2 separate regions of the Homo sapiens genome follow, and region 1 is linked to region 2. Evidence: chromatin loops called from intact Hi-C (ENCODE). Cell type or tissue: Calu3. All regions are shown on one strand. Links, peaks and the distances in the headings refer to the core of each region. The heading gives the core; the rest is flanking DNA.

Region 1 (15,614 bases), core at 6,533-9,032, 250 kb before region 2:
TAAACTTTTTTATAATTCTTCTATCATGGACCAACAGTGACCACTTTCTTTTTTTAAGTTTTCTTTCTTACTTAAAGCTTCTAGAAAGAAGAGTTATTGGGCACCCTCTTTTCTCTTCATTTTTCAAAGGAAAAAAGAACAAAAGTGTTTTTATGAAAAGTGAGATGTGTTTTATTTTAGCTAACCAAGGATGGCAGATTTTTATAACAACACTACCATCTGCTGGAATTTAAGAGTATTGTTGCTAACATTTTGGAAGCCTTGGGTTGCATTTTTACAACTATTGGCCTAAAGTGGTTTTTATTATATACTTTTTAACAGCACTACGTGACTATTTCCAAAGGGAAGTTTACTGGTAGGTGCAATCTCCACCTCCTTACAAGTCACACAAACACTTCTACACTGCTGATGGGAATGTAAACTAGTACAACCATTATGGAAAACAGTGTGGAGATTCCTTAAAGAACTAAAAATTAAATTGGACTTCACCTTTCTCTGGTGCCTCCTTGATTAGCTTAATAATCAACATTCTGAATTCTTTTTCTGGCAATTCAGGGATTTCTTCTTGGTTTGGATCCATTGCTGGTGAGCTAGTGTGATTTTTGGGGGGTGTTAAAGAATCTTGTTTTGTCATATTACCAGATTTGTTTTTCTGGTTTCTTCTCATTTGGGTAGGCTATGTCAGAGGGAAGGTCTGGGGCTCAAGGCTGCTGTTCAGATTCTTTTGTCCCACGGGGTGCTCACTTAATATAGTACTCTTGCCCTTTTCCTAGGGACGTGGATTCCTGAGAACTGAACTGTAGTGATTGTTATTTCTCTTCTGGATCTAGCCACCCCGCAGGGCTACCAGGCCGTGGGCTGGTACTGGGGGGTGTCTGCTCAGAGTCCCATTATGTGAACCATCTTCAGGTCTCTCAGCCATAGATACCAGCACCTGATCCAGTGGAGGTTGCAGGGGAGTGAAATGGACTTTGGTACCAATACTGTTGACACTATTTCCCAAGACTGAGAAAGAGGGAATCCTCCCTAATTCATTCTATGAAGCCAGTATCACCCTAATGCCAAAACCAGGAAAGGACATAACAAAAAAAGAAAACTACAGACCAATATCCCCCATAAACATAGATGCAAAAATCCTTAACAAAATACTATCTAACCAAATCCAACAGCATATCAAAAAGATAATCTACCACAATCAAGTGAGTTTCATATCATGCAGGGACAGTTTAACATACACAAGTAAATAAACGTGTTACACCACATAAACAGAATTGAAAACAAAAATCACATGATCATTTCCAGATACACAGAAAAGGCATTTGACAAAATCCAGCATCCCTTTATGATTAAAACCTTCAGCAAAATCGGCATACAAGGAACATACCACAATGTAATACAAGCCATCTATGACAAACCCACAGCCAACATCATACTGAATGGGGAAAAGTTGAAAGCATTCCTTCTGAGGACTGGAACAACATAAGGATGCCCACTCTCACCACTTCTATTCAACATAGTACTAGAAGTCCTTGACGAGCAATCAGACAAGAGAAAGAAGAAAGGGCATCCAAATTGGTAAAGAAGAAGTCAAACTGTCGCTGTTTGCTGATGATACAATCATGTACCTAGAAAACCCTAAAGTCTCCTCCAAAAAGCTCCTAGAACTGATAAATGAATTCAACAAAGTTTCAGGATACAAAATTAATGTACACAAATCAGTAGCTCTGCTATACACCAATAGCAACCAAGCTGAGAATCAAATCAAGAACTCAACTCCGTTTACAATAGCTGCAATAAAATAAAATAAAATACTTAGGAATATACAACCAAGGAGTTGAAAGACCTCTACAAGGAAAACTACAAAACACTGCTGAAAGAAATCACAGATGACACAAACAAATGGAAACACATCCCATGCTCATGGATAGGTAGGATCAGTATTGTGAAAATGAACATACTGCCAAAAGCAATCACAAATTCAATGCAATTCCCACCAAAATACCACCATCATTGTTCACAGAACTAGAAAAAACAATCCTAAAATCCATATGGAACCAACAAAAAAAAACCTGCATAACCAAAGCAAGACTAAGCAAAACAAACAAATCTGGAGGCATTACATTACCTGACTTCAAACTATACTACAAGGCCAAAGTAATGAAAACAGCATGATAGTGGTATAAAAATAGGCACATAGACCAATCAAACACAATAAATAACCCAGAAATAAACCCAAATACCTACAGTCAACTGATCTTCAACAAATGGTGCTGGAATAATTGGCAAGCCACATGTCAAAGAATGAAACTGGATCCTCATCTCTCACCTTATACAAAAATCAACTCAAGTTGGATCAAGGGCTTCAATCTAAGACCTGAAACTATAAAAATTCTAGAAGATAACATTGGAAAAACCCTTCTTGACATTGCCTCAGGAAAGACTTCATGACCAAGAACCCAAAAGCAAATGCAACAAAAACAAAGATAAATAGATGGGACTTAATTAAACTAAACAGCTTCTGCACGCAAAAGGAACAGTCAGCAGAGTAAACAGACAACCTACAGAGTGGGAGAAAAAATCATCACAATCTATAAATCTGACAAAGGACTAATATCCGGAATCTACAATGAACTCAAACAAATCAGCAAGAAAAAAACACACAGTCCCATCAAAAAGTGGGCTAAGGACATGAATAGACAATTCTCAAAAGAAGGTATACAAATGGCCAACAAACGTGAAAAATGCTCACTATCACTAATGATCAGGGAAATGCAAATCAAAACTGCAATGCAATACCACCTTACTCCTGCAAGAATGGCCATAATAAAAAAAAAATTAATAAAATAGATGTTGGCATGGATGCAGTGAAAAGGGAACACTTCCACACTGCTGGTGGGAATGTAAACTAGTACAACCATTATGGAAAACAGTGTGGAGGTTCCTTACAGAACTAGAAGTAGAACTACCATTTGATTCAGCAATCCCACTACTAGGTATCTCCCTAAAGGAAAAGAAGTCATCATGCAAAAAAGATACTTGCACACACATGTTTATAGCAGCACAATTCACAATTGCAAAACTATGGAACCAGCTGAAATCCTCATCAATCAACGATTGGATAAAGAAATTGTGGCATATATATATATATACAATGGAATACTATTCAGTAATAAAAAGGAACAAATTAACAGCATTTGCAGCAACCTGGATGGAACTAGAGACTATTATTCTAAGTAAAGTGACTCAGGAATGGAAAACCAAACATTGTATGTTCTCACTCATAAGTGGGAGCTAAGCTATGAGGGTGCAAAGGCATAAGAATGATACAATGGGCCAGGTGCGGTGGCTCACGCCTGTAATCCCAACACTTTGGGAGCCCAAGGTGGGCGGATCATGAGGTCAAGAGATCGAGACCATCCTGGCCAGCATGGTGAAACCCCATCTCTACTAAAAGTACAAAAAGTTAGCTGGGCGTGGTGGTGCGTGCCTGTAGATCCAGCTATTTGGGAGGCTAAGGCAAGAGAATTGCTTGAACTCAGGAGGCAGAGGTTGCAGTGAGCCGAGATGGCACCACTGCACACCAGCCTGGCAACAGAGTGAGACTCTGTCTCAAAAGAAAAAAAGAATGATACAATGGACTTTGGGGACTCAGGAGAAAGGGTGGGAGGCGGGTGAGGGATAAAAGACTACAAATTGGGTTTAGTGTGTACTGCTCAGGTGATGCGTGCACCAAAATCTCACAAATCACCACTAAAGAATTTGCTCATGTAACCAAATAACACCTGTTCCCCAAAAACCTAGGGAAATAAAAAAATAAACTAAAAGTTTAACTAGCTTCTTTTTCCTTTAATTAATTTTCTGGGATCCTACCCCTATTTATAAATATACAAAATGACTCACTCATTCAACAAATAGCAGTTAATAGTCAATAACTGTTGGCTGCATACTAAGAAATATACTACATATTAAAGACATACAGTTAAATAAAATATTAGTCTCTAGGTCTTAGCCTATCAGGAGACCTAGACCAAAATAAAGTGTTGCATTACAGCATGGGAAGTGCCATCATCCAGCTCTGGTCAGAGATAGAAGCTCCAACAATGAGCCTTTTCTCTCTGTCAGTCTGGGTGTACCCTGGGTGTAAATATTGGGGACGGTGGCATTTTCTGAGGAAAAGATGCATATCTTGAGTCTTGACATTTGAGTTGGAATTATTCAGACAGATAAGAACAAATAAATTTTTAAGAGTCTGGCAAGTAAGATTTGGAAACAAGCCTTCCATACCACAATCACTTGTGTTTATTCATAACTTCACTTTTTCATTCTTTCATTCATTTGGCAGATGTTTCTGAACAACATCAGAAGGAAGGCCAGGAAAAAAGATTATAAGATTATAAAATAAATAGCTGCAATGCATATGATAACTGTGATAAAAATTTGTACAATAAGAACATTCACTCACTTATTCAACTAGGACTCAGGAAATATCCAGGCACAGGAGACAAGATGACATCATCCATGCCTTCAAGGAACAGGAAAAACACAAATCGGAATAGTCACATAGTAATAATCTCATCTAACTCTGCACAAAGGGGAAACATTGAAATGTCTGTCATGCCAGGCTCTACTCCTTGGAGAAATGGTTAGCTGCAAAGATTTTGTAAAACCAGTTTGCATTCGCTAGCTAAATAAGTTAGAATGATTGAAGGTTATCATTATATTGGTGCAACAGTAATTGTGGTTTTTGCCTTAAAAAAAAAAAAAGTCAAAAACCGCAATTACTTTTGCACCAACCTAATAGCTTGAGAGCTATAGTCATACAGATAGAAATTAAGTCCAATTTCCACACTAGTTGTGTAACTGTGGGAAAGTTCATTGATCTCCTGGTTTCAGTTTTCTATATTGTCAAAAGGGGATGATAATGGTTCCTGCCTCATTTGGTTATTGTGAGCTTAAATTAACTAATTAAAGTGCTTGGCACAGTACCTGGCTCAGCAGGTTCTTGGTACATGTTGGCTATTTCTCCCCTCTTTCCTCTTCATTTTCTTCTTACCTTAATGACTCAGCTAGACAAGACTCTGACCAGAGAGAAAGCATATGCAAAAGAATAGGAGTGTGAATTAATCCATCATGGGCTTGATGAGAGCACTGCAAGTGATTAGATATCTAACCAGTCAGTCATTCTGTTAGTCTGTAAGTGTCAATATTGATGCCAGTCTGTAGATATTGAATGCCTATTTTGTTTCAAGCACAACCTCAGGTGCCCCGATGTATTCTAGGGGCTGTTGTTGAAAAATGTGCTGGATACAGAGAACCAAAGCCACGAGTAGCCAATTTTGCCTCGTTAGGAGTTTGCTGAGAAAGCTGTCATAGGAAAACTCAAGTTTGAGTCATTTAATAGAAGAGTTGAGAGCTCGCTTTTGTCTGTTCTGAGGAATGGAAGGCATCCCAGGCACCTTAGTTCAAAGGTGTGAAACAAAGCCTGTGTGCACGGATCTTAAAGAACCTTTGAATTAATATAGAAGAAAACGCTATCCTTTGGCTTAGATGTGAAGAGCAGTAAGACGTCAATATCAAGTGGTAAAGAAGACAAACTCTGGAAGTCTAAAAGTCACTTAACAGGATACCAAAATGGGATATCCTGCCTGTAGATAGCCCTTTTCTGTTACAGGAGAAAACCTGCATTAGATGGATTTTGAAACACCAAGGATCAAATTGGATCTTCTGAAAGAAAACAACGACATATAGAAATTTTAATAAGCGGTATCACACTGCTAGTATGTCATTATCTTCACCAACCCTAGGGTTCTTTCACAGGCAGGTTACATAAAGTATGCAGAAATGTTGAATCACATTTTAAATCTTATTTCTCAATATATCACCTAAGATGTCTTCATAATAAGTGTATTTAATTCTACATAAAAAATATGAAGAAAGGCCTCAATAAGCCATTATATGTATCTCTGTGAACACTACCCTTTTATGAGAATATTTTATTCTAGGCAGCAGTCACGTTCCTCAAAAACAATAAGAAAACATAAATGTAAATTCTGATTTGTATCCCATACATAAAACAATAATTCTTTATAATAATCTGTCTTAATTCATGGACCAATAAAGATTACATTCTAAAAAAGATTACTCAAACCTCACTTTAGAAGAAAGATTAAAAATAATTGAGACAAAAACTGAAAAGGCATTTAAAATGGAAAAATGGGGTGTTTTTATCAAACAGTTTTCCTTTAAGCATGTGTCTGCACTTCAAGCTTCTTCCGTCTCACCAGCAATCCTTGGCCCCTTTTTCTTTTCTGACTCTGCAAGTTGGAATTTCTGTCAGTTTGTGACTGAGTACTGATTGTCATTGTTAGGTTTAAGAGCAAGGAAGTGGGAAGGTGGCAGCCTCATTGTGGTGGTGGCTGACGTGAACTCTGGAGAAGAGGAAGGCTTGAATCACCCCCAGCTTTGAAATCACCCCACTCAACTTTTATCATTCTAACAACAGAAGTTGAAGGAAGTTTGCCATTCTCCACCCCTTTTCTTCACTGTGGTGTGGCAAATGTTAGAGGCATCTGAGACAAAATTCAGACCAGTAATAAATTAACTAGGCTCTTCCTACAAAGAAAAATAACACAATAAATAGGAAATAAATGTCTGAAAGGGTTTTCTCAAGCAGCAGAAATCAAAAAAGGCAGAATGCACAAAAGAAGAACATAAAGAAGAGAGATGCAAAGAAAACATGGGGGCACCATGGGGGGGCCTGTGAAATAGAGTCTTAAAACATATACAAAGACCAAAGAAAGAGTTAGTGATGTGAAGGACTGGGGGTCAGGGGAAGAACCAAATCAGAAAGGAAAAGTATAAAATTCAAAGACAGAAAGGGGACATTAAAAGGTACTGAGCTGTCACGTGAGGCCACAGCACCAGAAGGCCCTGTCTTTTTGCCAAGACTTTGAAAACATAAAAAGCTCCAGATATGTTGTCATTAGGCATTGAAATAAAGTTCCAAAAGCCTTTAAGATATACATGCTTTTAAATATCATGATAAATTATGCATCTATGACACAGATTGGGATGCCCTGGCCTTCAAGTAATCAATAATTCAAAAGCTATGAACATGAACCTAATCCAAATGGCAGGTTCAAAATTGGATTCTAAAAGGATTTGCACCATTGACAAGAAGGGTGTGCCCAGCAAACTATTTCCCTCTCATCATAAAGAAAAAGGAGTAGCTTAAGCATGCACTTGTATATGCAACACTGGAATATTTCAGCTGAATGTCTTGTGTAAATAGTCAGATGAATTATTCATGGATTTTTCAAAACTTTGTCTTTTTTAATTGTAAATATTCTATCAAGGCTCTAGATCCACTAGCTACATAATGACATCTCAGATGATTTCCATTTCTTGGAGCAATGACAGTATGAATGTTGAGCCAGCTCACTGAAGGGAGCAAGAGTTTTAAGCCTGGCAATATCCATATATGACCAGACATTTTTTTCCTAATATGCTAATGTGTCAATATAAAGAAAATATGATGACATCTAGTAGTTACTTTGTCATTTCTATTTTACTCAAAATATTTTCTTCCAGTCTTAAACAGAGTTAAACTATTGCCAAGTGATGTACAAGGCAATTGCTACATTTATGTGAGATGTTCTACAGACTTTAAATCTGACATTTGAAATTGCTCCTAATTGAAGAGCTGCAAGTTGTACTTTAAATAATAAAGCTTTTACTCACACAGTCAAACTCCTTTCTTGGAAAGCTAGCAAAAGGAAGATACTTTTCTTCCCCAAAATTAATGTTGCTATCTGTTGAGATAATAGCATTCAAACTTAATTGTAGGATCAGTTTATTAACTAATAGGAGTCCTATCTTTAAGGAACTTCTTTGGATACTCTCTAAAATCAAAGCATAGTCAGTATTCTTATTTCAAAATCATAGATGTAGATACTCTCTAAAGATACTCTCAGATACTCTCTAAAATCAAAGCATAGTCAGTATTCTTATTTCAAAATCATAGATGTAGACTAGCAGGGACAATAATTTGTGAATTAAACCAGTCTCTCTTCCCCTACTTTCCTAAACATAAATCTCTCAGCTTAACTGCTTAAGTGCAGGTATGATGATTTTCTTTGTATCTCAATTTCCCGCAGTTAAAATTCCATTTAACGAGGGCATTTTAGCTGCTCCATATTATACTGCTGCAATTGCATTACAGAAATTATGTACTAAGGATGCAGTGATTAAAATTGATATTTGACTTAATTACAGGGTACAGTACATGGATATTTGAATGTAACTTAATGGAAAACAAGATGCTTTATTTGTAGTGATTTTCAAAGCTTTTATCCTTGCAGAAAGCTCCCTTGTCAGTAGCTGTTGGGCCAAATCTCAAGCTGCTGACTCTCTTCAGAAGGAATAAAGAAGAATATGCATAAATATGAAGCTAATGATGTAGTTATCCTGCTAAAATACTACACAATTATAATATATTATCTTCTAAATAGTGCCTTTCTCAATCAATTGTCCTAATTCTATTATACCTCACTGAAGTAAATATTTAAATAGCCAGATGACAAATTTTCATAGTACCATACATCAAACAGCAAATATATTACATGAAATATGTCAAAATTTTGACTAATAAAGAAAGAATTAGAAGGGCTATGACTGCAAGAAGGGAAAGTATGTAGTCATAACTTATATATAATTTAGTTAATAAGTCTACCTAAAGTCAATCTATCTTCAATGAGAAAGGGACTGGGAATACAATTATGTATTTATTTATCTATTTATTTATTTATTTTTACAAAGTCACATTTCAAAGCAATGTTTTAAATTTAAAATATAATATTTTAAGATCTAGTTAAAGGTTTATATATCAGATAATCACTTCAAATATATGCCTCTAAATGATTCACTCTTTTAAACAACTAAATCATAATAACAGTTTTTGGTTTAGTTTCAACTTGTGCTCTTTCACTAAATATATACCCATCTAGTTACCCTAAGTTTTGGAGCACACAACAATAACAAATACATCTTAAGTATATTTGAACACGAATTTATATACCTATGCCCAAAGCATTTGATTTAAATTGAGACTATAACTCACAAATTTAAAAGACTAGAATTAGCTCTAACATCATGGGGAGGGAATATGAAAACAGAAACAGGAAGGGCAAATCCATTAAATAGGGGTTGCAATTCATATGAAATATACAATTTCCATAAGTCACTTATCTAGCAACTTCACTGTATGAAGACATCTGAAAAATCATCTGAAGAACCTAAACAGGTATTACAAAGTTGAGTGACACTTGTTAATGACTTACTTACTCTTATCTTGTGCAGAGCTTATTCATCTGCTCCCTTAGGCATGTATATTAGAAGAGGTAGATATGAGTAAATAGGAGAAGACCAGTGGTATGATCGTGGATTCAGCATCAAGAAAACTAATTTTACCCCATAGATACTTTACATTACTTCATAGGATTGCTGAAGATGAAGTTAACCAACATATGTAAAGCACTTGGAACAGTTGGCAGAATATATTAAACACTCAATAAGTATTATTCATAACAAGCCTAAGAGTCTCGAAGTACTGGAATTCAAAGCAAGTAGCCCTGTACATCCTGGTAATCCAAAGGGGATTAGATAGCCTCAAGAATGAAATGCTAGCCTTTACATTACTTCATGTAATCCATGTGATTTTGTAGTTTACAAAAGCTCCCTGCCATTGCAGCTTTTGTAAACTATAAAACCCTTGCAAAGGAAATATTCAGCTGTCAGATTGCCTGATCTGACTGCTGAGTATTTTTGCACTGGTGAGGTAAAGCTCAAAGCCAAAATGGGCAATGCATGCTTTTTTTCATTTGTGTTTCCCAGAAGCAGACTGTGAGTTGAGAATTCAAGTGGAAAAAGTTTATTTATTAGGGAGGTGAGCTAAGCAAATGCCAGTCAGGTTATGGAGAACTGAGATAGGAATTTGAGGGCAGCCAATGAAGAAAGTGTTGTTAAGTTAGTTTACCACTATCAGTAACTAGAGATTGATCATGTTACAGATTGAATGTAAAACAAATTCCACAGACTCAGCCCACTTGAGAGGGGATAAAGCTGAGATATTTGTGCACAAACTTCCATCACCCTTAGCTGAGGGATCCCTCAGGGGATTTGAATTATCCAGCACTTCAAGCTGCTGTACAAGGCAAGTTGTGGTGTAAGAGAAAGCCCTCACCCAGTTAAAAGTCACAGGCCATTTTACACTGCAATGATATGGGAGGAGCACAGACAACACCTGTTATAGTCAACTATTTCTTCAGATCTACCTGTGACCCAAGTCAAGTTCACTCCATCCATCCTGGCAAAGCCTCTTCAAAATGGTAACCAGATACAATTTTGGAAAAAAAAATGGTGGAGGGAGATTAGTTCTGGCTATTGCACTTGATCTTGAGACCACAACTGATATTCATCATCTCTCTCCTCTATTACCCATTCTAGTTTCCTTTCACTTTCAACCAACGTTTCTGCCAAACTAAATTGCTTGTCTATTGGGATAATCCAGGCAGAGGAGTCTGCACCGCAGGTATCCTGTTAGGTTATGATGGCTATAATTGCCTAATCACAGTTATCAATGAGCATGGAAGCACTAAGATGTGACCTATGACCTAATGCATCTCTAGGTTCTAGACATATCCTTCTCTGCCCACATCATGTAATATGTAGCAACGATATTTCCTCATGGTACTCATGGCATGTGTTTATTACTGTGTAATTATACCAATTATAATAGTAAAGAAACTTTTTCTTTACCTGCTTGTCTACTGGCATGACAACCCTTAAAGAAGTGGGCAGTGGTTAGCTTAGATTTAGAGAAACCTTAGCAGCATAATCCCCTTTGACAACAAGGCCCCTAGTCCAGCGCAAATTCACCAAGTGGGCCATGGGGAGTAATAATGGAGAAGGCACTCCAACGTTCACCTTTTGGTTCCTAGATGCATGTTTTACTGATCAGGGAAAGAGCATATTAATTCCCATTGGCTCTAAGCAACATTTTATTAGCCTGGAAACATTTAGGTGCTGTAACTGGTGAGATCAATGGAGCTCTTGAACATGTGCCATTGTTATACTTTATTTGCTATAAAGTGGATCATTTGATCTAAGATAATATATGTGATGCTGTGATAATAAGTGATAATAAGTCAAACACAATGAAACCTCAGATATTGGTGATGGTGAAGGCAGTAAGGTATGAAAGGCCAGCCTAATTAGAATATTAATGCCAGTCAGGACAATTGCTATCCTTCTAGGATGGAAAAAATAGAATGCTATCAATGTGAGGACAGGTAGTTTGTTGGTCTCTTCAGAGAAGACTAAATTGAGAGCATAGTGCAAGTCTGCTTACAAGTCTCTGCTGCTGACAGGTTGAACACTCAGGAGTAACAGTAGCCATATTAGGCTTGGTGAGAAACATCTCATGCCTTTGAGACCATGCATAATCTCCATTTCTGCTACTCCATGTGTGAGTCCCTATACTATCATTTAAGTAACTAAAAAACAAGTCTGGCTGATATCCACTGGCTGAGTCATTTTATCCAGGTGGCTATTCTGTGGTTGATACTTTTGTAGGCATTAATCAGAGACACATTCCTGCAGGTTCTTCCACATGCTTTTTCTTCAGATTGATCCCCATCTTTCAATGTTGCTTCTTCCAAACCTTTGACCACCAGCCCAGCTATTCATCATTGCCAATGTGCTCATGTATATCATTAACCGAACTTCTCCTTTTTCATGAAGTTTACTACCAGGTGTACTGCTTTAAGGTCTGCCCACTTGGAGGAATGTATTCTCTACTATCTTTCAGAGCCACTTTTGATTTGGGCTAGAATGTAGCAGAAGTCCATTTCTGGCTTTCATCAACATAGTCAACCCATCTGAGAGATATAGGCTTGGGTGTTTTGTTTTGTTTTGATTCTTTATCTATCATTTAGTTTCAGGTATCCCCTAACAAGGCCATAGCTGTAAGTGAAAGAAAAGGCACTGATGCAACAGGGACATGTAACATGGGGCTCTGGTCCCCTGTTGTGTCACTTGTTTATGGACTTCAGACCCTCTTGAGCCCCATCCTGAATATACCATTTCCATTGTACAATGGATTGTTGCCGTTACTTCCTGATATTATGATTTGGTGGATATAATATATTCATTTTGTGATGGGCACTTCTGGTTGCATAATTACTTAATGTTCCATGGTCAGGAGCTTCCTGCCCTAGGGTCAGGGAACAATGGCATTATAGAAGTTGTTTTTCAAGCTCTGAATATTTTTCTCTGCTGCAGATTGGATGGCCTTGCTCCAGAACCTAAGGAGTGAGTACTATGACTTTCTTACTGAAGCTGGAAGAGATTCCACATAGCATCCTTATATACAATGGATACCAGCAGTATATTTGCCATCATGCAGAGGGATAAGTGGTTGAGGTAAAGATATCCATGAACTCGTGGCAGTGATCAATGGCTTGGCTGGTAGTCAAAAGTCTGGAAGAAGGGTTCTATGACTCTTACATTGGGGCTTAGAGAAACTCCACATAGCTCCTGCCGGATCATATGATCCAAACAATGTTGCAGCTTAAACCTGCTATAAACTCTTCTGTTCTGGACCTGTTCTGGAACTCTTCTGTTCTGTTCTGGACCACTCAAAACTAGCAGTTTTCTGAGTAACTCAATAAATAAGATGGATCAGTATAACCAAAGTGCTTTCTTCCAAATTCAGAGAGCTACCAAATATGACATCTCTTTCTTAGTAACAGGAAATGCAGAATGTAATGTTTCAACCTTTACATTAGAGGATATGTCTCAGCATGACCCAGATCATCTGATCTCTTAAGCCTTACTCAAAGGGGTAGACCCCTTAATTTTTATTGCATTTCTCTCCAACATTGTGAACAAATATCCAGATTACTTACAAGTTCCTGCTTACCAGATCTGATTAACACAATGTCACGAATATACTGCACCAGTAAAATACCCTATACAATTTCTCTATAACCAAGGTCACTTCAGACCATGCTGTAACAGAGAACGGGAGAATTAACACAGTCTGAAGCAAGATTATAAATGTGTGCTGCTGTTCATTCTCAGTGAATGTGAAATGATTCTAAAATGAATGTTTAAGGGTTTTAAAAGCATGCATTTACAGGATAAATAAGTGCATATACATGGCAGAGTCTGCATTGATTTGTCTAGTAAATAATCATCTTTTAAATAGCAGCTATAATTGGAGTTATCATTTGGTTAAGTTTATAATAGTCCACCATCATCTGCCATAAGTTATCTGGATCCATTTTTTTTGGAGACTATACTGATTCACCAAGAAGAGATATGATAAAGACCACCAGCTCTGCATCCATGAGATCACTGAGGCTGCCACTAAACCCTGCCATTCCACTCACCATGCACTCAGGATTGTTTATGACATGCTACTTTCATTTGGGGTGAGACGCTTTCAAGAGCTTCCAGTTGGCCTTTCCTATAATTATGGTTCTTACTCCACAGGTCAGGTAAATAATGCATGAGTTTTGCCCACTTGCTAAGTATATCCATCTTAATTAGGCCCTCAAGTGATAGTAAAATGACCATAGCAGGAGGCCATAGACCCATATTGGGTGCATTGTGAAACAGACTTGGATCTTTATCACAGGGCCCTCATACTACCTCACTCTTACAAGGGTTCCATGATGGCATTTTGAATCTACAGTTGTGAGTTCGGACCCTAAATTCAACAGCTTTTTAAAAATCTAGATATTTCCCTTTCTCCAGTAAATATCCCTAGATACAGTTACAGAAAAATTGAGGAATCCTGCTGTGCCGCTACGGAAGAACTGGCTTTCTCTTCAAATGGTGGGCTTTGTATCACAGAACTGACTCTGGTCTGGAAATTGGTCAATGGATTACAATTTTTCCAATGCAGCATTTTTCTCAATCACTGTATTTGTTATCTATTGCTGCATGAAATATCAACCTCAATCCTGGGGGCTTAAACCAACCAACCCTTATTATCTCATAGTAACCGTGCCAGAAATCTAGGAGCAGCTTAACTAGGTAGTTCTGGCTCAAGGTCTTTCAGGATATTGCAGTCAAGACATTGGCCAAAGATGCAGAAAGTCACACTAAAACACAAATAAGTGATAACATTCAACTATACCTACCTTTAAGAAATAGTTATCTAACTAAAATAACTTTTTGTCATGCTTTCAAGCAAAATGCCATTGAAAACTGGAAAATTTCAAGTGGTCAATGCAGGAGAATTTGGTAATAGAAGGTAATTCAATTGGGACCAAAGGATCTACTTCCAAGCTCACCCACATGGTTTTTGGCAGCCGTTCGGTCCTCACTGACTGTTCACAGCATCACTCATCACTTCGCAGTGCATCTACCACAGGTGTGGACTTTGCATGGTCTTCAGGCAAGTCCTGAAGGCTATTAATCTCTAGCAAGAGGAATTTCTCTGACTGCTAAAACCTTCTCTGAGAAATTATAGTGTCCACTATAAGCTCATCCACTAATGACATCTCAGGTCACAGGGCCCTAGTCCTACTTACGTGCCTCTTGACTTTATATAGGGAGTTGGTGGGACTATGAATTCACCTTTCTTTGTAATTCTACCATGGTAACAATCAAAGATCTTCAGCAAAGTCTGCTCTTCAGCTACAAGGGATGCCATGCCCCAAGTAAACTGTCTGACTTGAGCTTGCCATTTTCTTTCCTCAAACATTGATGGCACCTAACAATAGTCAATCAATTCCACAGTCCTTAGTCACAGCGCCCCACATCACTCAAATACTGAATATACTGCATAAGCCAATTTATCTCCCTTCTCCTGTACTCCATCTCAGTCACTACAGGTGAGCAGTTTAATAATAGTCACCACTATAATTAGTAGTTTTGATGTTTTAACCACAGGATTCATCACCGTCTCTTTGCACTAACATTAGGTCCCTTTTTGTCATTTAGCTTGCAAGTATTTAATTCTAAACTCCCATTCTAAGTATCTGCTACCTCGAACCCCTTATATAACAAAATATCTTAGTTTGGATTTTGCCATAGTAGATTCTGTAACAAGGAATCTGGTGGAAGTAGTTTATTTTGGAATGGGCCTCAGGAAACACTAGTTGTAAACGGGAACTAGAGATAAGGAAGGAAAGGCAACAAACAAAGTGGCTGTTATCAAGTCAGTTACCACTGAGGGAGCCACTGTAATTTAATCCCCCTGAAGGACCATGCTATAGTTTGAAGGTTTGTCACCTTCAAAACTCATGTTGAAATTTAATTGCCATTGTGATGGTACTGAGAGGTGGGACTTTTAAAATGTGTTTAGGTCATGAGGGCTCTACCCTCACAAATATACTAATGCTATTATCATGGGAATAGATTGGTTATCACAGGAATGGGTTTGCACCCTTTTGCTCTCTCTCTCTTGCCATCTCTTTGCTCTTCCACCATGTGATACCTACCACCATATTGTGATTTAGCAAGAAAAGGCCCTTTGTCAAATGCTGGCACATTAATATTAGACTTCCAAGCCTTCAAAACTATGAACCAATACATTTCTGTTC
Region 2 (15,614 bases), core at 5,863-8,362:
AACCCCCAGCCTCAAGTGATCCTCCTGCCTCAGCCTCCCAAAATGCTAAGATTACAGGCATGAACCACTGCACCCAACCAATATTAATATTTTTAACAATTGAAAGAGCTCAAAGAAATAGGTTTTAAATTTAGAGGCCCTGTTTTGCTGACAGGAAAGGCTTTTAGCTGGAATCAAGAGTGCTGTTGTCTTTTCCCTTCAATTAGTCATTCCTTTTAAGACTTTTAAGATTTAAATGTATGAGTCATTTTTTAAATCCCAGAAAGATCTAGTATATCTCATAAATGTAATAATACAGTGCAGACCTGGTGGAAAATAATTATTTATCTGAAACTGGGCCTCAGTGCCTTTCCTGAATCTAAACAAATGTTCATCTCACCCAGAGAACTGGGACAACAGGAACAAGGTATTGCAAGTCCAAAATCCAATCCAAAGCAGCGTTCTTCCTCCCCACCTCTAGGCAAGGCCAAAATACTTCTGCACACAGTATAGACACCAGAAAAAAACAGAGCCACTGTAGATGAAACCAGTCAGGGGGTAAGAGCTGTCTTTTGATCTAGAGCTTGCACCTTTGCTCCTCAGTAATACTCCCAGGTCAAAAAGGAAAAATAAGATGGGCAGTTGGCTGCCTCCTGGTCCCTCCAGCCTGGTCAGTGAACAGAGTGGGAAGATAAAACAGCTAAGTATCTTCCTTAACAATGCAAAGCAAGAAATCCAGTCTGCTTTGGGAAAGTGAAAGCAATGCAAATTCAGATTATTAATCATAAGAGCATCTCATGTGATATACAAAATTATTGTATAGCAGTAATGGGTCAGCCGTATTTTATTCAACACTGAACCATTAATGAATGCTAGCTAGTCTTCCTTTCACTTACAGAATGTTTATCTATACATGACTAAACAAAGAAGGAGCGCTGGAAATGATCCTGTGAAAAATACTGGCTCACAATGTATCAGCTGAGTTTGGGGCAACTGAGGTAGTAGGAGGCGCCCCCTGGACTTCTGCTGGAATTTAGATTTAAATAGATGGATGAATTAGACAAAACATACTCTCTGAAAGAGTGAGAAATACAATATTCACCAATTAAGTGAAGGAAAAATCTACACTATGAATAAAACAATAAATGTGGATACATTTGAAAATTTGAATTTCAAACCCCTTAAGATAATGTGACAAATACAACAGGCCTAATTTAACATCTTAAAGAGATCTGTGTGACCTATTTTGCAGTTTTATTTTCTTAGGACAATGCTTCAGTATCTTTAACTTTCATATTTAATCATTTTTTTTCTTTTTTGGTTTCTATGGTATCACCATCCATCAATCCATATTGGTTGGAGGGGGGGAATATATATATATATATATGTATGTCTCCCAAGAGAAAGTAATTCTGCAATCTTCCTCAGCAATTCAGTCTAACAATTAAGAACCCTTAAGCTAAATAGAAAAATTCATTTCACAGGCAAGTTTTACTCAATATGTATAATTAGTTTTAGTTAACTTTATTAATGAAATGTCGCAAATCAATTAGGTTTGCAATAATCAGATGCCGAGGACCCAAGAGGAACCATTCCTCTCACAAGAGGGGAAGGTGATACACAATTTAGTTGGGAAGCAAATGTAATTAGATTTGATCAATTGAGTATTCCTGTCCTGATGTGGAGTCAGTCACATACCCAAGCCTGAGAATATATTTGAAAAGAGGTAGAAAAAAACCCAGTATGACTTAGAAAATGTCCTTGTGGTCCTATTGGCCACAACTGGCAGCCAAAAAGGGCTTTGAAGCCACAGGTAGACAGGTTTTGTTCAGACAGGGCTATGTTTTAGATTTCTCTTTCAAATCTGAATGGTTTTACGTAGGGCAATATATAAACTTTCCTATTTGTCACAGATTCTAGCACTCTTTAATGCCTTATACTGGGTGTTTCACACAGTTATTTAACTGCCCAAATCCCAATGGCACTTCAGTTTGCAACTATCATGACCTAGAAGTTAGTTATTGAACAGTTATGAGGTAACTTAAAGTTTCTTCCCTTTGCCTCTAGAATAAGAATATCAAAGAAATGTCATGATGATAGGAATACTACTGAAAGAGGATATTAAACACTAGGTATTCCTACTTAGGGCTACAGTTTGCAGCAGATTCTATTGTGTTTCAGTCAATAAGTGTTTTTGGACACCTACATGCCAGACACTATTCTCAGCATTGAGCACAAAGTCGTGAGCAAGGTAGACAAAAATGCTTGGCCTCATAAAACTTACATTCCAGTGCATAAAGATGAGAACAATCACGTAAAATTTATAATATGTTGGATGGCATGGAAAATGGAAATAAAGTGGAAGGGAGGCTTCAGGTTAAAAAGAGTGTTTAGGGAAGGTCTTCTTAGGAAGAAGGAGGAAGCTATGTGGACATCTGGGAGAAGATCGCTCCAGGCAGAGGGTAGAGCAAATGCAAATTCCTTGAGGCAGCAATGTGCTGGCATGGTCAAGGCACAGCGAGTATGCCAGGGTCTTCAGAAACCACAGAGAAGAGTGGATAACAAAAGTGAAATCAAGTATTGAAGAGTATGAACTGACAGGAACTAGAGACATATTTAGAATGGATGCCAGAACAGGAGAAATGGGTGGGATTTTAAAAGCTAAATGATTTAAAGACTTAAAATGCTCTGAAGTGTAGTGAAATGTTCCCCAAACTGCAGATTTTCCCAGGAAACCAGGTGCATAATTTAGTCATCGATGACTGGTTCTGTGGCAATGACTCTAGTAATTAGACCCCTGCATTTTATGTCAGTTCCTTCTGGATACTCAGCTACATTATTTGGTGCTTTTGGTATACTTCAAATATGCATTGCCTATCACTGACCTGTAATCCTGTGTCTCTGGGCCTGAAAATATAACTTTTCATGTAGTAGAGAATTAGGGCTGTGCAACATTGCCACTAGATTATTTTTAATGAAAGCTTTGCCCTTTTAGATAAATACAGCAATGTATTCAAACAAGTCCTAGGGATACCACTGAGTGCAAAATGTCATGTACTAGTTATTCCATTTAAATTATTTTATCTTCAAGTCTAATAAGAAAATTCTAAATAAAATTATATATTTGGGATTGTGTGTGTATCATCCATCCACATGTAAGTAGGAATAAAATTATTTAATGGAAAATTTCAAATAGGCTAACTCTAAAAATGTACAGATAATCTGGATGAGAGAAAACTATCCTCACTTTGTGTTATTTTTCAATGGTAGCATTTTCTCATAATCCCCATGCTTTTTTCATGTCCTGCTATTCTTTAAGATTTCCTAATGAGGATTAGGGAATAGGCATATTTAACAATCTGTGTTCGCAGGTTGAAAACAAGAAAATGAAGACTAATAGTTTCTCTCCTGTTAATTTGATTTTCTACAGCTCCTCTCCTACCAGCTTAGGCAGAGGACTTAGTTACTATTTCCAATAGATGGGAGCCAAGGAAAAGACAAGCATCTGTGATGTCATGTCTCCCCCAAACGGGTAGCTGCCTCACCAGCCTCCATTAGAGACATCCCCCAGAGTAAGAAATAAGAAATAATCATGAGTAGAATGAGAAAAAAATGCAGCTTCCTTTATCTGAGAAAAACAATAGTAGCTCAATGCTGTGGCCTAAAGGGCTTTGAAAATAATGCAATTTCTGATAAAAATAAATGCCATTATTCTTGCTTATTGTCACTGTTTTAGTCAAATAAGATTTTAGCAAGCATATTTCAAATTGTTCTAAATCTAAGTAAATTGGTAATTAAATGCTATCATTAGAAAGTATTTTAATATCAGAAAAATTGGACCATAAGAAAGTTAGTTTACCCTTGTATTCATATATACATGTGCTTTGTGCTAAAAATTGTTATCATTTAGTGAGAACCTGTGACTATATTAATTAATTTAATTTAATCTTCATATTTCTCTGACCGTTAGAGAGTTTGTGACTTGGATAACTTTCAAACAACTAGTACCCTGATGGAAATCCAGAATTTTGTTAACCCAGATCACAGCTGCATACTTAAATGCTATGCAACAGTGGCACTTACCCCCAAACCGTATCCTATGGAAATGCCTTTTTAGCAAATTAAACTGAATTGTGTTCAGAGATCCACAGGTCTAAGCAACATTAGGGAAGGGGTAAAGTAGTCCTCAGCAAGGCCCTTTTCAGAGCACTCCACCAGTGCCCTTGTCCTCCTGGGCAGAGCTCCTCAGCTATACTCCCTTTCCTAGTCTACCCTATCCCACAACGGAACCATACTTCTCTCATGGAAGCCCTGGTCTCACAGAACTAAAAAGGAGGCTCCTAGAAATGGGGTTGTGTTGAGTTGACAGAGATGTGTGGCTCTTTAAACTGAAATATAATCCAAAGAGAACAAGATCTAGTAGAATTTCAGGTCCTAAGCCTGGTTAAATTTCAGGTCCTAAGGCTGGTTAATAGTACAAATACAGTTATTTATTTATAACTAGTGCAAATACAGTTATTTATTTATAACTATACAGGAATTTATTTCCCAGTACCTTCTATATTACTAACATCCCATAAAACCAGCCATGTAAGGAACTAGAACATTTTGAGAATATGCAATACATAACCTTAAACAAGAAGTTTTCATTCCTAATTAAAAAAAATAAGCTAGTTCATCACAACTTCCTTCAAATCCTTCTGCCACTGATTTCTCTCCTGAAAAGAGATATTATACGGCATTTTAGAGAAAACAAACATCTCTAAGTCACAAGGAGTGGAATAATCAAAGTTGCATTTTAAGCAAGATTATGGTTTTTTCTTTGAGTTCTCTGAATTTGAATAGTTTCTTAACCTTAGTTTTTTAACTGCTCTGAAAATGGTTTCTGTCCCTGGTGGACTCTTGTTTCAATGCAGTTATTTTGTCTGGTAGAGTCACAGAGTTAAGCTGTCATTCAGATCAGAAAAAATAAAAGAGAGAGATGAATTAATCTCAATGGCACAGTCTCCTTATTCAAAAAATAAAAATAAAAATAAATCTCAAGTCCAACAATGAATCATCTTTGAGACTCTCCCAAGTGATCTAGTTTTAAGGGCAAAAACTTTGGGGAAACTGTTGGGGGAGCAACTGGTGCCCAGTACTGTTTCACACACGTGGTTTTTCTTATCTATTGCTCACACACTTAGACATAACTGGAATTATTGCCTTTGTATTGTTGTTGCCATTTTATAAAGGAAGACAAAAAAGATCAGACAAAATAATAGTGAACATCTATTAATTGGACACTTACTGGTGTCAGGCACTGTGTCATGCACTGTGTCAGGCACTGTATTTTCTTATTTAATCCAACAAAAAAAAATAGGCTAAATTATCTTATTGGCTCAATTTTCTTTACAGAAACTGAGCCTAAATTTCCCAAATGGCTAACCAATGCCAGGGCCAGCAACTCAAATTTGGGAGTAATTCCGACACCTAGGTTCCAACCATTTTTCTCCCAGAAATAACCCACCAAATTCACCAGAGTCTAAGATCTTACTGTTACTGTTTAATTAACTGCTACAATTGCAGCATTTTAAAAAAATATAAATGAGCACTGTGCTAGTATTTAATTATAGCTTTATACTGATACTGGGTACAAGTATAAGCTAACACCATTTTGAATTATAGTAGAAGAGTCAGGAGCTCTGAGAGGAATGTTCAGGATAGAATAAAGCAGATATTTTAATGTCTCATTTCAGTGAGGAAAATTGTTAATTCATATGCCACCAGCCATCGGCAGAAATGTAACAGGAAATGAAGAAAAACTTAATTACTTTAAATACAGTGGTCTGTAGTACAAATTATTGTGCCGTGAATTAGTTTCCTTCTGCTGTAGAATTGATCATTTTGATTATGTAGCCAAGCAGTGTAAGACATTACTAAAATTATTCTTGAATCCTACCTTTGAGATCTATATAAAACACTAGGCAATTTGCCTGCAAATACATAGAAAACAATTTTTAAAAGGATTGGGATGAGTTATTTTCCCCTCTGTTAAATATTAGCCTTTGAAATGAACCCAGCTGATCTGCCAAATAACACTTGGAAATTGTTGTGTTTTAATAAAGTGACAGACTGAGAGGGAAGCCACACTAGACGTCCTTATGCTTTTAGAGGCCTTACAGGGCAGGAACATTATGCAATAATGCCTTTTAAAAGAAGTGAGCTTCCTAGTATTACACCTTGCCTGGCAACAAATGTAGCCACTTACTGAAATGCAGGCGTAATTAGAATCTATGAAAATCTAGCATCAGAATCCCAAACCTCTATGCAATACTCAGTAAATTACAGCTTTTATGTCTGTAATATTTTCAACCATTCTACTTAAATATGTGAATACATGAGTGTGGAGTTCTTTAGGAGGCCTGCTGCATATGCTAGGGAAAGGTTTCATCATTTCTAATCAGGATGGCTCTGTAAATGGGATGCCTCATGTTCAGGTTTCTGGAAGGCTCAGAGCCTGGGCTTCTACTGGCAGAGGGTAGACCCAAATGGACTACTCTAGTGAAAATCTCCAGGTGAACATGGAACGCAGTGAAAACCTGGGGTATCCAACTTGCAGTATAGGCCACCAGCAAGTGTCACCTCTATTATAACTTTAACCAGGCAAGCTCAGTCTCATGCATTAGTTTATAAAATTGCAACAGAGCCTTCTAAGACTGAAAGGACATTAGTTTTTAAACCTATATATTATGACCTAATTAAATGAAATTTTATTTTAAAGCCCTCATAAAAGTAGTAAAATTGGTGTTTTAAATAAACCAAATGGGAATTCAACCACTTTAATTTTTCTTTTGTTCCAATAGGAAAATAAATGCTTTAAAATTTGAAGTTGAAACATGGGTTTTAAATATATTGAGATAAAAACTATTTTGCATAGGCATTTTGAAGAAAATAAATTTTGTTCTCGTGATTTGTGATTGGCCATTGATTTCCGTGTTTAAGATTATGAAGGTGTGCTCAGCTGTCTACTAGAAATAACAGGGGAGACTCAGTCTTGTTTCAAATGGAAGGGCTCCTATTCGGTTTTCTCCTTCATTTCTTAAAGTGTTGTGATTTTTTTATTCCCTGGTGTTATGTCTTGAGATTTTAAATCTTAAAACATGCAATTAGGTATTGAAGTTGAAAGCTGGAAGTCTCAGCCAGCTAGTAATGGTTTTTTAAAATAGGTAATACAGACCTCTAGTGGTTGAACAGTTTGAAAGCCTCTGCAAGAAAAGGAAATTGCGCAGAAAGTGCCTGCATTTTAAGGGGAAAAGTTAGTTAAAATTATTCAGATGATAAAATTCACATATTTCATAGGAAAAAAAAAGCCAGAATGGGCTTCAAGGGAAGGTGGCACACTTCCCATCCTTTTAGATGTTCCTCAATTCCTCTAAATAAGCAAAAACTCTCTGGCCAAAGTCACAGTAAGAAGTCTGGATCTGTATTATTTTTCTCTAAAAGATCTTGTGAACAGAGCTGCTAGATCTCTGTATTATATGAAACATATATTTTTGTACACAGTTTTGCCTCACTGGGGCTTTGCTTCCTTTGTACTCCAGAGGCTCCCCATGAAAACAATCTGCAGCCACCTCAACTTGCCTGTGCTGTTCTCAGGTTCTGTCCATGGGGAGCCACACTTCAGTGAGCTCAGCGATTGGATGGCTTTTTAGTCTACATGAGAGGGAAACTCCATGTGCCTCTAGACTAGTGCTTCTCAAACTCTAATGAACACCCAAGTCATCTGGGGAATCTGCTTGAAATGCAGATTCTATCTCGGTCTGGGGTGGGGCCTGAGGCTGTCTTGTTCGTAAACTCCCAGTTGATGCTAACGCTGCCCATCCAGGGCCACCCAGAGCAGCAAGCCGGTTCTATGACAGCTCTCTTTATTTTTTAGTTACATATTTTGTTTTTACTCATTTCTTCTTTGTTTGCTCTTTTACTTTAATAACTTCTGTTAAATTTTTAATATTTGGATCTGTAAAACATTTAAAGTTCTCTTTCACTTCACTATGTACAAGTATCTCTGGGAATCTGTTATTGAAGTTTTGAGAAGTTGATCTCACATTTTAAAAATAGATTCAGTGTCATCTCTTTATCTTGAAAAGTTCATGGTAGTTGTGAGCATCTCTCTAACCACTTGAAGCTATTGGGTTAGAGGTAGCTACAATTAAATATCTGATTAGCCATATTGGGAGAGTGGGTGAAAACAGGTTTTGTGCATGTGGTAGATGTGTAGGAAGCTAAGGACCCAAAAAACAACCACATCATAAAATCAAGCAGAAACACACACACACCACACACACACACAGAGGCTCAAAGCATAAGTGTCAACAGATCAGAAGAAAACATGGGAGAATGTATTTTTTCATACCAAATTATTAAAATTCCATCATCTAAATAACTTCCTATCATAGCATGTTGTCGACCTCATTTTTCAAATCCATAATTTTAGAACTTATGTCGTGGGGTAGTCTAAAAGCCTCTTGCAAACTTTTAACATCTAGTTTCAAATCAAAAATAATATATTAACAAGCTGTAGCATAGAGGGAGTACATAAATTATCATCATTGCCCTGCATGAATAGTAATTCACAGGTTTGGCTCACACACAACTTAGATGAAATAATTAACTATGTACAGTACTTAACAGTATAAAAGTAATTAATCTAGCTGCCTCGTACCGGTTTGGCCTAAATAAACATGCAATAAAAAAGCCATAGGATTTTATTATTTTTTTACTCACGTTACTACTTTAGTGTGTTGGAATTTTAATATGTCAGAAGAAAGATATCTTTGCATTAAAAAATCATTTTCTTTTCAAATGTTAATGTACTGATTATAACTAAGTGAATTCCATATATTTATAATTGTGGGCAGATGTTCTCAATTAATAGTTTTATTCATTCTACTTCACAGTTTAGTGAAAAGGATTATTTTAAATTAAGGTGTAAATAAGAACAAATGAGATTTTTATTACTACAAATCACACAGAATTTGTTGGTGGTGCTATAATCCTGTGTAGGTATAGCTTTGGCAAAACATTTCAGATAAGCTTGTTTTTTGCCCCATGGGTTCTGGGACGAGGTGAGTTGTCTGTTTGTCCTATAAGGTTCAGAAAGGTAAAAGGGCAAGGTCATTAATTGGCTAGAGGGCAACAAAGAAGGTAGTTATCCCTGTGTGGTCAAGAAAAAGTGGCTCAGGTTATCTTGCTCGGGAGAGAAAATGTTCATTCAGCTCCAGTCCTTTTGGTAAAAGCCCACTCTCAGTGTATGAGTGTTCCTTTGCCTAATCATGTAGACTATAACATGTTTTCCCCTATATGACTCCATCGATTAATCATTGCAGTATTATCCCCACTTCATAAATGGGCAAAGAGGAGGATGAAGCCGAGTAGTTCTTCCAAAATCAAGTAGCATGTAAGATGTAGGAGCAAAACTCAAATCCAGAGACTTCTGCTTCCAGCCAAGATGGAATAACAGGGACTAGATTTACCTCCCCACCTAAAACAATTTTAAAAACTGGACATACATATGAAACAATGGTTTTCAAGAGAGTGGACATCAGATAACAAAGGGCAGTGATCCCTGGAGGATAGGAAACAAATGACCTGGGATTGTCCCAGCCCACTGCCTGGAGGGAGTTTGCAGGCATGATACAGGGATGGTACACCCAGGCAGAACTCGAGGTCCTCTCTGAGTTAAGGACACAGAGCTGGGAGTCCAGAGAGGCCAAGGAGGCTAGAGTTCAGAGTACCAGAGAGTTGAGAGCTGCACAGAGAACCCAGAGATCTGCAAATGGTACCCCTTGTGCTTCAGTGCATGTGGGCAAATAATCACCCAAACGTATTAGAGAGAACAAGCCCCAGAGGTCATCAAGAGCTAGAAAATAGTTGCTATTTCCACCAGCCACAGTGGAAAGTCTCATAATTCATGGAGCATCAGGTAGCATACTCAGTAGGTTCTTGCCTCAGGAATGGGAAAAATTTAGCCCTAGACTAATTGCTGCTCTGGTACCACCTAAGAAACCGTAAAAGTCAGACTCAAAAGAATTAAATTATTTGCAAGTAACTCAACTGCTTTTCAGAAAACAACTGGAGAAATTTTGTAGGAATACAAAAGCATCCAATATCCAACAAAGTAAAATTCACAATGTTTAGCATCCATTATAAAATCACCAGGCATGCGAAGAAGCTGGAAAGTACAACCCATAAAAAGAAAAAAATGAATAGAAACAGACCCAGTCAGTAATGACACAGATGATAGGATTATTACACTATTACATTAAATGGTTATTATGACTATTTCATATGTTCAAAATGCTTGATGGAAGTTTGAACATATTAAATGAAGACATGGGAGATATAAAAAAGACTGAAATTGAACTTCTAGAGATGAAAACTACAATGTCTGAGATGAAAACTTAAACTGAGACTTCAGATGCTAAGACTACATTTGTTTCACATCCCCACAACATTCTTCCCTGGACGCTGAGTTTCCTCCCAGCAGCTGAATACTTCATGCTTCATCCTTTCTTAATGCTGAACTCTCAGAAAAAGTCCTTCATTCTAAGAAGAGGCGGGAGGGTGCCACTCTGTAGCCCCTTTCTCATCTCACTCTGGTCCCTGCTGGCCTGGAACAGATTCCACTCCCTTCATGCACTGATACTCCACTCTAGACTGAGCCTCTTCATGAGGTAGCCATCAAGCCATCCGCAGTCATCAACATGGCACCTTCTGAGTCAGTTACAAGAGTTTGCATCATCAGACCACCATTTTCCGTCTCTGTTTTCTGACTTACCCCAAAACTCTAGTTAAAACTCATGAAATATTATCTCTTCACATGAAATACAATTAATATGGAAGTCAGCATTTTTGCATCTCCCAACGCTTCACATCCAAGGAGCTGTGTATGAAATCATGAACTATGTTCTTCCAGCCAACCAAGCAATTAACCAAAGTATACATGTCCATGTTGTCCTTGTACAGAGTTTGAAATATGCTCATGAGAATTAAACTATTTTTCAGTAAATCTGAAAAATCAACTTGCTTGTCCAGGAAGTTTTATTAGGGATAGAATCCCAAACAATGAATGTGCTAGCCAAGTGTTACTATTAATCAGAAATACTCCATATTCATCCAGGATTAATCCTGTGTAACTCCCTCAGTCAGTGTAGCAATGTGTTCTCTTCCTGCACTTTTTTTATGTGTGTGTATTCCCAAATCTGCAGTGAATGTATTTAGGAAATACATTAGTATCAAAAGGACAAATGTAGCCTTAAAACATAAATGTACAGATAATTTCCTATTTGTAGCAAAGTTCACTTCAGAAACACTTGATAAGAACTATTCAAAAATAAATATTTTCAGTATTTATTTAAAATATTTTAAAATGTAAACTCCTCACCAGTCATCTAGCCAGGGCCACTGAGTGTGGCTCTATGAAATAGCTTCAGTCCCTTTCACTACTGATGACCTTTTGAACACAAGATAATATTTGTCGAGTAAATGTCAAAATAGTATAAGAATACCCAAATCATGGATTCTATGCTGTATTCACTCACATAGAGACTTCACTTTGGAGCACTTCAGAGCAGCAACAGCTCTAAGAGATGTAACAGTATGCTTTCCAGGATAGAAGAACGAAAAGGGAAAAATAAGTTGCTAGCAAGAACAATGAGGGGTAGGGGTGAAGTTCAGGCTGCCATTCTGAAAGCTTCCTCAGACTGAGTCAGGCACATCTCACGAAGTGCAGACTATGCAAGCTGGCTGTGTGAGATCAAGGGTAGACAGTTGACTCATCCTGTCACATCTCTGTGTTTTACCGTAACCTCCAACTATTCAGCCATGAATCGCTGCATGTGGAATGGAAGGGGGAATGTCTAACAAACAGAGACATACTTCAAGTCTTCAGTCTAGTTAAAACATTGGAATGAGGGTCTGCAACATCTTTCTGGGGCTTGGAGTCTCGTCTCAGTTCTAAAATGAGATGGTTGGCCTGGATCCTAAGTTTCAAATTGGCAGCCTTTTTAACTAAATCTAATCTAGAAGAGTTCTGTTAGGTTCCACAGTGTTGGGTTTTAAAATATATATATATATTAGTTGAAAACATTTTAAAATAGGATCTTTCACATGAAATTTGAAATTTTAAGTTTATATTTTAAAGTTAGCTGTTTTCCCCCACCTCATTACAATTGGCACAGTTGACTATAGCTGAGAAGTGACCCCGTGGCCCCCCTCCAAGAAAGGGGGAGGGCCCTCCATTCACCACCATGTCCACTTCACCTATTTCTCCCAGCCTATATATGTATTTGAATATGTGAACCCTGGAATGCATAATGTCTAGGGACCATAACAACAATAGAATGCTATGAATCTCTGACTTACAAGGACTCTCTTATGAATCTCTGACTTACAAGGACTCTCTTATGAATCTCTGACTTACAAGGAAAACAAAAGACTGTAGAGAATAGTAGTTCAACCACATTTTAGGTTAAAATAGACTTTACTTGGATAACCTGACAACCAAAACATCTTTGATAATATAGTAATTGTGTATGTTTACCAGACAAAGGGTATACATGTATATTCTTGTATTTCTCTTAAGAAGAAAATCAATAAATTTGACCCATGAATTTCTTTCTATAGCAGACATTTTTGTGACTTCCTGACTCACAGGAGATACAGCTACCCTCCAAACCTAAATCAAAAGTCCGTAAGTTGCAGAATGACTTTTTATGTAAAGAGAACATACTAGTTTCTGATAAGATATAAAGAAACCATGTAATTTATCTAGGGAATGACTCTAAGCTGATCATTGACTTATTTACACAACTATAGCTACTGGAATAGACTGATTCCAAAAATATATTTTCTCTGAATTAGAATCTTTTTCATATCAAAATATCCAAAATTATTAGCATATTATGTTATTCTCACAAAGTCCTAATGAACTTCACAAATCTGCCTGCTCTATTCTGAGTACAAAAAATATTTAGCCTAATTTGTTTTTCCATTATTTTATATAGTAATAAAGTAATACCAAAAATGTTATTGCCAGAAACAATACAGTGTTGTATAATTATTAGAAAGTGAACTCATGAAATTCTATTAAAAAACAACAATTACCACATGTTAAGTCAGATAATTCACAGAAGAGACTTATATGAATACTAGGGGAGCTGTAGGCAACAAAATTTTTCTCTGAATCCTGCATTTTGAAGGAAGTTTCTGTCATTTAATTAGTTGAGGTTTGATTCACCAACCAAAGGTCTATAGTGTGATATATTTTCTTCCTCCAACATAAAGTTAACTTAAAGTCATTTGTACTTTATGTGTTTATTCTTTCACTTCTTCCCCAAAAGTAATTCTTTAAATTGCTTTATGGGATTAATAACAAATTATATCATTATATATTTTTGTATTATTAGGGCTTCTAACTTCATTATAATCAATTTATTGGCCATATATAATAATGCAACAAATTACATCTGTAAAGTAAAATTTTATGACGCAATTTACTTAGTATATGTATAAGTCTCATTCTGCTGCCCAGGCTGGAGTGCAGTGGCGCGATCTTGGCTCACTGCAACCTTCGCCTCCTCCTGGGTTCAAGCGATTCTCCTGCCTCAGACTCCCAAGTAGCTGGGATTACAGGCATCCGCCACCATGCCCAGCTAATTTTTGTATTTTTATTAGAGACGGGGTTTCACCATGTTGGCCAGGCTGGTCTCAAACTCTTGACCTCAAATGATCCACCCGCCTCAGCCTCCCAAAGTGCTGGGATTACATGCATGAGCCACCACACCCGGCCGGAGACAGGTTCTCCCTGACCTGTGAGACTGCAAAGGTGGTGTTTCCTATGAGTCCAGCCAGATAATAGACTCTGCTAACATTAATTAAATTAATATTCCTTTTTAAGATTCTAGGTGCTGAATATATATCTCTTGGTCTATAAATTAGCTTCGCACTTCAGCTATTTAGCAAACTTGTTTTTTATTGTATCTAGTGTATTCATACTGAATGGGTATAATATACTGTCTTTTGAAAAAGTTATTTTGTACACATAATCTTAAAACACTCTTCCAAGGGCAAGGTAGAGGCTTCATAATATTATTTCCATTTGTCAGATCAATGAAGGTTTAATGATTTGTCCAAGATCTCAATTTCTAGAGAAGCGAAGAAGAATCCCCCAATTCTAGTTCTAAGTTTCTTTTTTCCCTTGCTAAATCCTGCAGTCTACTGATTTTTTTTTTTTTAGACGGAGTCTCGCTCTGTTGCCCAGGCTGGAGTGCAATGGCATGATCTCAGCTCACTGCAACTTCCACCTCCTGGGTTCAAGTGATTCTCCTACATCAGCCTCCCGAGTAGATGGGATTACAGGTGCATGCCACCATGCCTGGCTAATTTTTGTATTTTTAGTAGAGACGGGGTTTCACCATGCTGGCCAGGCTGGTCTCGAGCTCCTGACCTTGTGATCCGCCCACCTTGGCCTCCCAAAGTGCTGGGATTACAGGCGTGAGCCAACATGCCTGGCCTGCAGTCAACTGATTTATGTTCATCACCTTCTTAAGTTAAATTGCTCTTTTACTCATTGCCTTTGGTTTTGTGTGTTAAGATTCAGCATCAGCATTCATGATATCTTTTCACTCTTAATTCTGAGTGTTTCCGTCCGTTTTTTTAATTTTTGTACTTTATGGGCTTTTTCTTCATTTACCCCCAATTATGCGGGAAAGGCTGTGTGCCTCTTTTGAAAGCTCTGATGTTCTCAATGAAGAGACCTTTTAAATGACCTTGTTTGTCCCCCACCGAGTTGCATATCACAACTTCAAATGTCTCACTAAAATGTTACCCATTTGGCATCAGTATACAGAAAAGGCTGCACTCTGAGATAAGAAAGAACAGTGGTGTTTTCATAGTAAGAGAATAGAGTTCTTAATGGGAAAGGGGAGAGTATAATTTCCACTGATTTAGCTGGTCTTTCAAACTTTATGATGCTTTTCTCCTTGAACTAGCCTATAAGAAATTTGTAGGGAAAATACCACAGGAATCAAATTTTGGGCATAGATGTCTATTAATATTGCTCCTTACAAAGCTTTTTCCCAGAATTGTTTCTCCTTGCCTACAAAAACTACTCCATGCCTTTATTAGTCAGAAAAGCAGTTTTGTAGAGAAGGCAAGTAACAGAGAATCAAGCTAAGTAAGTGAAACTCTGTAATTGTCAAACTTCCAGAAAGTAACATTTGTAACTAAGTATGGTATCTTTGTCCTCTCTCTTTCTCTCTTCTCTCCACTTGGTTTCTAATGAAAGCCTTGATTACATGTTATATTTAATGTACTGTTCCACAAAGAAGAAAAGGCCTAATGTGAATGCAAGCTGAATTTACACTTAAATATTGCAGTCAGTTCAGACCGGAAGGATACAGATCGATGCCCTCTGATCCTGTCAGATTCCCCGAAGTGTCTATGGCAGTGATACCACAAGAGGGCAGGGTTTGACTTCCGGACTAGGTGGCTTCCTCCCTTCAGTGCAGACCTTGGGGCCACGACAACAGCCATCAATCTCTTGAAACCCTAATGATGAATCTGAGCTCAAATTCCCTCTTCAGCCTTATCTG

Evidence for each region. Hi-C counts contacts between places; a loop is a spot of excess contacts. Peaks named below come from ENCODE experiments on the same cell type or tissue, not always from the same donor. Only the 100,000 strongest peaks of a DNase experiment are listed, where the experiment ranks them.
Region 1: it touches region 2 in a loop (2.4-fold over the local background); 3 of 110 quality-filtered maps call a loop at or near these places.

Annotation. Positions count from the first base shown.
Region 1 is chr3:148,459,918-148,475,531 of GRCh38, forward strand. It overlaps LOC105374150 (a long non-coding RNA gene), which reads right to left and starts at 5,874. Exons shown (of 7, transcript XR_924571.2): 1 at 4,987-5,874; 2 at 4,463-4,522. In Calu3, for the core only: no CTCF peak of the experiment used is centred there; no DNase peak of the experiment used is centred there.
Region 2 is chr3:148,711,973-148,727,586 of GRCh38, forward strand. The region is part of intron 2 of AGTR1 (angiotensin II receptor type 1); the gene reads left to right. Among named protein-coding and RNA genes, the nearest start is that of AGTR1, 22 kb to the left of the region's middle. In Calu3, for the core only: a CTCF peak has its summit at 7,218 (motif pointing left); no DNase peak of the experiment used is centred there.